Linked DNA regions of Mus musculus: region 1 is linked to region 2. A link is a contact called in ENCODE POLR2A ChIA-PET data. All regions are on one chromosome and are shown on one strand. The core of a region is the stretch at or near the end of the contact, and the rest is flanking DNA. Distances in the headings are between cores, read along the strand shown.

The links. ChIA-PET counts read pairs that join two places held with the same protein, here RNA polymerase II (POLR2A).
Region 1: POLR2A ChIA-PET joins it to region 2 with 10 read pairs in Patski. The contact joins the promoter of Pskh1 here to the promoter of Ctcf in region 2. POLR2A ChIA-PET finds 5 or more read pairs at or near these places in 3 of 5 experiments (Patski and embryonic stem cell).

Annotation. Positions count from the first base shown.
Region 1 is chr8:105,898,900-105,902,000 of GRCm38, reverse strand. Pskh1 (protein serine kinase H1) reads right to left here and starts at 1,527. Exons shown (of 3, transcript NM_173432.2): 1 at 1,461-1,527.
Region 2 is chr8:105,635,182-105,638,548 of GRCm38, reverse strand. It overlaps Ctcf (CCCTC-binding factor), which reads right to left and starts at 2,011. Exons shown (of 12, transcript NM_181322.3): 1 at 1,829-2,011. It overlaps Gm5914 (predicted gene 5914), which reads left to right and starts at 1,075. Exons shown (of 2, transcript NR_151742.1): 1 at 1,075-1,269.

The sequences.
Region 1 (3,101 bases), core at 278-2,777, 260 kb before region 2:
GTTTCTTTCTTATTTTTTGTTTTGCTTCATGAGACAGGGTCTCACTCTGTAGTCCTGGCTGACTTGGTACTCGATATGCAGTCTGGGATCATCTCAAGTACCATGGTAATCCTGCTCCTTCTGCTTCGCAAATGCTGGGGTTACAGCATTTAAGCTACCATACATTGTAAGCTGACCATGTAGCTAAGTGAAAAGGGTTCAGGCCCTGAGTTCAATTTCCATCAACGAAATCAGCAGAAAAATAAAGTGAAGACTCCCCCCACCCCACCCCCAAGACAGCCTCACTATATCAGACTGTCCTTTAACTTTTGGGCATCCTCCTGCTTCTCTCTCAGGAGTGCGGTGATCACAGGCATGCACCACCAAACCAGGGCTTTGGAGTATTTTGTTTTTGAGACGGGGTCTCATATAGCCCAGGTTCGTCCTAAATGTACTATGTAGCCTAAACTAGCCCTTATTGATCGGAAGTGTAGTCTACCACATCTAGAGAAGAGTAAAACTCTTGAATTTGTATCTTGAAAAAAAATACTTCAAGATGTCACTGTTTGCTGTGACTATCTCAAAATGCTGGCCATGACAGATGTTCCCCCAAGGCTTAATCTGTATCTATTCAAGTCAGTGTCCCGATAGCTTTAACTAAACACTACTACTGTGTGAACGCAGGAGACAGTTTTCCAAGGAAAAGACATTGGTGATAGATTCAAAAAGACACAGGTTAATTTCCTCTACTGGTGAGTGAGGGTGGAAATGAACGGAAGTTTCACAAACCGAGAAAGCAGCTATCTGAACCTCGAGGGTATGAAACCACAGAGTTAATAGGAGGCTCACATGCCTCAACAAAACACTACATAATCGCAGTACAGACGTGCCCAGGCGTTCTCTGCAGGGCTAGGTAGGCCACATCCGATTATGATAAGCTTTGAATGCTGCAGGCTACAAGGTTTAGTTTTTCCCTACAGTGACTAAGGAGGCAATTTTAACGAGTGATTTTTCTGGTGCGAATTATACACGCAGCAGCTTCAGAGGACTGAGCGGGGCTCTCCTTATAAGTATGACAGGTTTGCCTTGCAAGCGACCCAGCTGGACTCTGGCCCTTTTTCCAGCCAGTACATGGAAGCGATCGATGGCCCCCGCAGGACCCTGGCGTTCAGTCGCAAGGGAAGGGTGTGGAGTAGGCGCCGCACACAACAAGGTTAGATCAACCTGACCCGCGCTGGACGCGGGACGGCTGGGCCACAGACAGGCAGATGACCAAGTCCATCGGGCCTAACGCGGCAGGAGGTTTCGAGGCCATGCCTGGGGACCGCGGGTAGCCACAGCCCGGCCTGCTCCCCAGCCCACAGGCCCCAGTGCACGGGGACCGAGGGCTCGGAGTCGCGCCAGGCCCTGGCTGCGCCCGCGGCTGAACTCGCAGGCCCCTCACGCCGGTCAGGCCGAAGCCCCGAGCCGGAAGGCCTCACCTCGCGCGGGCGGCGGGCTCTCCGGAGTCTCGGCGGCTCAGCCCACCGTCTCCCAGCCCAGGCCACGGGCGCCGCCGCCATCCTCCCGCGTCAGCGTGGTGGCGTCATTACTGCGCGCGCCTGACGCCAAAACAAACTTGGGCGGCCAAGGGACGGAAGGGAGGCGGAGCCTCCAGACGCGAACGCAAGTGTGTGTAGGGGGGGGGGGGGGTTCGGAGTGCCTGCCAATCAACGTCTTCGGGGCGGAGCAGAGCTCTTTTCCAGGGGTGGGTCTGTTTGCCGCTAGACACCGCTGGGGAGCCATTTGTGGAGGGAAAAGTTCTGGGAAAGGTAATGACCGAGAGAAATGGAAAAAAAATGGCAAGATTCTTCTATAGATGAAGGAGTTCTTGAAGGGCAAGGGAGTGTGTCATCACGCCAGGGCTAATTTTTTTTAATGTATTGATGCAAAAACAAATGAATCACGAGATTTATAACATAAAATAAAAAGTAAAAAAGATTGTTAATGTATTGATGCAAACACAAATGAATCACGAGATTTATAAAATAAAATAACGAATAAAAAAGATTGTTACCAAGCTTGACATGGTGGGCACATTCCTTTAATCTCAGCACTCAGGCAGGAGGATCTCTGAGTTCCAAGCCAGTGTGGTCTACAAAGCTAGTTCCAGGACAGTCAGGGCTATTACAGAGAAACCTGTCTCAAAAATAAACAAAGAAGCTGGACGTGGGGGCACACGTCTTTAATCCTAGCACTCGGGAGGCAGAGGCAGGCAGATTTCTGAGTTCGAGGCCAGCCTGATCTACAAAGTGACTTCCAGGACAGCCAAGGCTATACAGAGAAACCCTGTCTTGAAAAAAAAACAAAAAATTAATTAATTAAAAAAATAAAGATTTTTTTTTTTGTACTAACACACTAGGTTTTGAAACAACTTTTACTTTTTTAAAAAAGACAAAACATCGTTAGCCTGTAATCCTAGTACTTTGGAAGCAGCAACAAGAAAGACTTTAGTTTGAGGCTAGCCTGGTGTATTTATTAAGGTCCTATCTCAATAAAAAAATTCATCAGTGTGTTCCCACATGCCTATAATCCTGGCACTCAGGAATTTAAGGGGATATTGCAGTGAGAGGTTTAAAAAAAAAAAAAGGCCAGGTTATAGAAGTTATAAGTTTTCTTGGGATACAGATTAAGACCATCTTTCAAAATGGCAGCAATGAAATTTGTTTCTCAAAGGGTTATGGGATTACTAAAAACATGAACTTTAACCCAGCCTGGTGTGATTTGGGAAGCAGAGGGGGGACCTCTGAGTTCAAGGCCTGCATGGTCTGTCTATAGCAACAGGATACCCAGGGCTGCTGCACAGGGAGACCTTGCCTAAAAAAAACAGCATGAGGAGGGGTGATACCCAGAGTAGGGCTTCCCCTTCTCAAAAGAGACAGGGAAAGTGGATGGGGGAAGGACCTGTGTGACTGATTACTGAGAGGAAAGGAAGGGGTGATAAAGTGAATAAATAAATAATTTTTAAAGGTTTATTTTTTTTATGTAAGTACACTGTAGCTGTCTTCAGACACACCAGGAGGAGGCGTCAGATGTCATTACGGATGGTTGTGAGCCACCATGTGGTTGTTGGGATTTGAACT
Region 2 (3,367 bases), core at 762-3,261:
GGTGTGTTAAAGCACCTCATTATCTTTTCTTTCTGAAAATGTCAACCTAGATTTTTTTCTTAAGAACCTAAGCCACACATCAGTGGCTAATTGGTAAGAAAATCCGTGTTAAGCGTGGTGGGGAAAGGCTTTTATCCCAGCACTCGGGAGGCAGAGGCAGGCGGATTCTGAGTTCGAGGCCAGCCTGGTCTACAAAGTGAGCTCCAAGGCAGCCAGGGCTATACAGAGAAACCCTGTCTCGAAAAACCAAAAAAAAAAAAAGAAAATCCGTGTTAGAGTGGGTACGAAAAGGTTACTCCAGCAGTTTATCAAAGGAAGCTTTTAAATGCAAAAGACTTAATGCCAGGATAAATACCCTGTTTAATTTCTTTTCCTGCCTATGGATGCCTTGGAATTTTAGCTTTCTTAGTTGATCTAAACTCCAAAAAAGTATTAAGTCTCTTTGCTAATGTTTACTTAATGCTAAACTCAATACAGGAAGTCAGATACTAAAGAGTAGTTACATTAGGCACAGAAATTTATAAACCATCTGCTGCAAGTGACCCAGGATCCAATTACAACATCAACCCTCACATTTCATCCAACAGTCAAATTACCAGTCCAGTCATGAATAAGTTCATTCTACCCTATTGGCGCATTAGATCGGTTTGCACGATCTCTAGAGAGGGGCTGAACTGTCTTAGCCTAGCCCTAGAGCATCAGGTCCTAAGTGGAGTGCAAAGTTAGCGTCAGGACATTTTAAATAGGAGGCAAACTCCAGCGTCGCCTGTACCATCGCAACCAGCCCATGCTCCCGAATTTATGAGTTTATCACATCACTTGAGATGAGAGTGAAATTAAGTTTCAGTCCCTTTTGAGATTTCTGAGCGCACCAAGTCTGACTGCTATCGTTTCAAGGGGCTGAAAGAGTGCGAATACAGCTGGAGAAAAACTACTTTGGTGCAGGAATTCGTGTCTTTTTCCGCGCACCATTGGGGGCCGCACCGGTCGGGTCCCGCGCGATGCCCTGGCGTGAGTTTGGGGGCGCAGCGGGGCCCGGCGGGGGCGGCGAGCGCGCGTTCCCCCGCCCGCTCGGGCGGCGTCGAGGCGCGAGCAGCTCAGCCAGCCTTGCAGAGGGAGCTCTCGGCAGCTCAGGGGTCCCCTCTGCTCGCAGCCACAGCAGCGCCGCCTGCGACACTCGGCGGCGACGGAGACCGGCAGCGGGGACGATCGGACTACGAGAGACTAGAGAGCACCCCAGCTGCTGGAGAAGCAACGCAGGGAGATCGGGTAGGTTCCGGGACCGGCTGGACTTGAAGATGGGGAGTCTGAGGCGCGTCGGTCGGGACCCGACACCCACACGGTTCCGGGACCTGGCTAAGCGGCCGGCCGAGGGTTCAGAACCCCTAGGCGAAGCAAGCGGCGGCAACCGAGCCTCAGAGGGTCCAGACTCGGTAAGGGGTATCCGTCGCGGGAGGGGCAGAGGGCGGGCCGTGGCCCGAAGATCAGCCGGGCCAAAAGCCGGCCTCGAGGGTAGAGACAAAGGAAGGAAAATGGAGTCGCCGAGCGCGCAGGCCTCTGTCGCCACCGCCGCCAGAGGCCTACCATGTTGGGAGGAGGGAAGCTTAGCGGGCGGGCGGGCGGGCGTGGAGGGGGTTGGCCAGGCCCTGGCGGCGGCGCCGGGCAATGGCGGCGGCCGCGCCGCAGCAGGGACGGTAGAGGGAGACAAACACCCCCCGGCGGCGGCGCTGGCGCTGGCGCCGGGCTGCAGCCAGCGCCGACCGGAGCGGCCCCATCGTGACACCTAGAGGCGGCCCGCGAAACCTCCTCCACCCCGGGCCCCCTTTACCTTCGCGCCACACCCCCCGCGGCGCCCGCTCCGCCGCCGCTCCACCGCTCCGGCCACCTGGCGTCCCCGGCCGGCTCCGCGCGCCCGCACCGGCTGCTGCTGGTCGCCGCTGCCGCCAAAGAAGCAGCTCCGCGCACGGTTTAATCGCTCCACAGGCTCGGACACAAAATGGCGGCGGCGCGGTGCAGTGCGCCTGCGTCGGCGCTGCCGGGGCCGCGGGTGCTGATAAGGGAAGAGTCGGGTGGGGGGGGCCGGCCGGCGGCGACGAGGGCGGGGGAGGAAAGGTGAGGGGAGGGGTTGGCGCAGGGCAGCATGGGAGGCGGCCCCGGGCGCCAACTTTCAAAAGCCGGCGCGATGGCGTCACGGGGATGCGCCGCGAGGCGCGGCGTCACGCCGCACGCGCCCTCCCGCGCCCTCGCCGGGTCGCGCGTGGGCTCTGCCGGCGGCGCGGAGGCGGCCTGGTTCCCATTGGGGTGGGGCTTCCCTGGGCGGAGGCTGGCGGCTTCTGGGCGATCGGGTCTCCGCCTAGTTGCCCTGATTTCCTTAGCTCGCTCATTTTCCCTCCAAGCTGCGAAGGGCGGGAGGACGACGGGGAGCTGAAGTAAGCGCGCGGGGCTGGGGCCGTGGGGGTTGAGGAAGCGCCAGGGTTCTACCCTGCCCGGTCTCCTCCCACCCGGGGTTAGCTCTGCACCCTGTCCCGCCGCCGAGTCAAATGCAGTGAGTTCCCGCACTCTCTCACTTCTCCGACACTTGCCCAGTGCTCAAGATCGACTGCTAGGGGCTTCGCCCGGGGATCTTAGTAGTCTTCCTCCCAAGAAAAGGGCCTTAGAAAACCGAATGTGAAATTAAGAGAATCGGGACAGAGTCACCTCAGTCCGGAGATATAGCAGACCACACCACAGCAGTCGTGTTTAGCTGTATTTGGCACCGTGAACGTCTAAGTTTTTAAGACTGTTCTTTTTATTTCGGTTCCCAGTCGGTGGTACTTAATCCCTTCCCTTTCCCGGGAAGACCCTATTGGCAGGTGTTCTAATCATCTTCTCTCCCCGCCCCCCATAGCCTTGGAATGTGACTCGGGATTGTAGTCCCAGTTCTCTTGCTTTAGCTGTTTGGATAACAAATGCACCTGGCAGCAAGCTTCTGCCCTATTCATATACATCTGGGCTGTGTTGTGGGTATGCTGGTCCATTATCAATAGATATTGTTTATTCCCCCCAAAAGAATCGGAAAGTTAGAAGCATGTAAGATCCCACTGTTCAGATGTCAGTAACTAAGGCAAATGTGTTTAAACATCTTGAGTCCATTCACCCACTGTTGTGGAGCTTCCCTCCATGACTGGACTTAGAGGAAAGATAGAAGAGAAAGTCCAAGATTAGAAAGAGGATAATAGACAAGGAAGTAAACAGAAAGACAAGTCTAGACTGTTGGATTGTAGAATCCAAGACCAGAAGTAAGTTTGAGGCAGGAAGAGAGGTTTCTGGTTTTCAGATGCTGAGAGTTCCGGTACAGTTCAGCCAGAGGCTTAGCTATTGAGTTTAT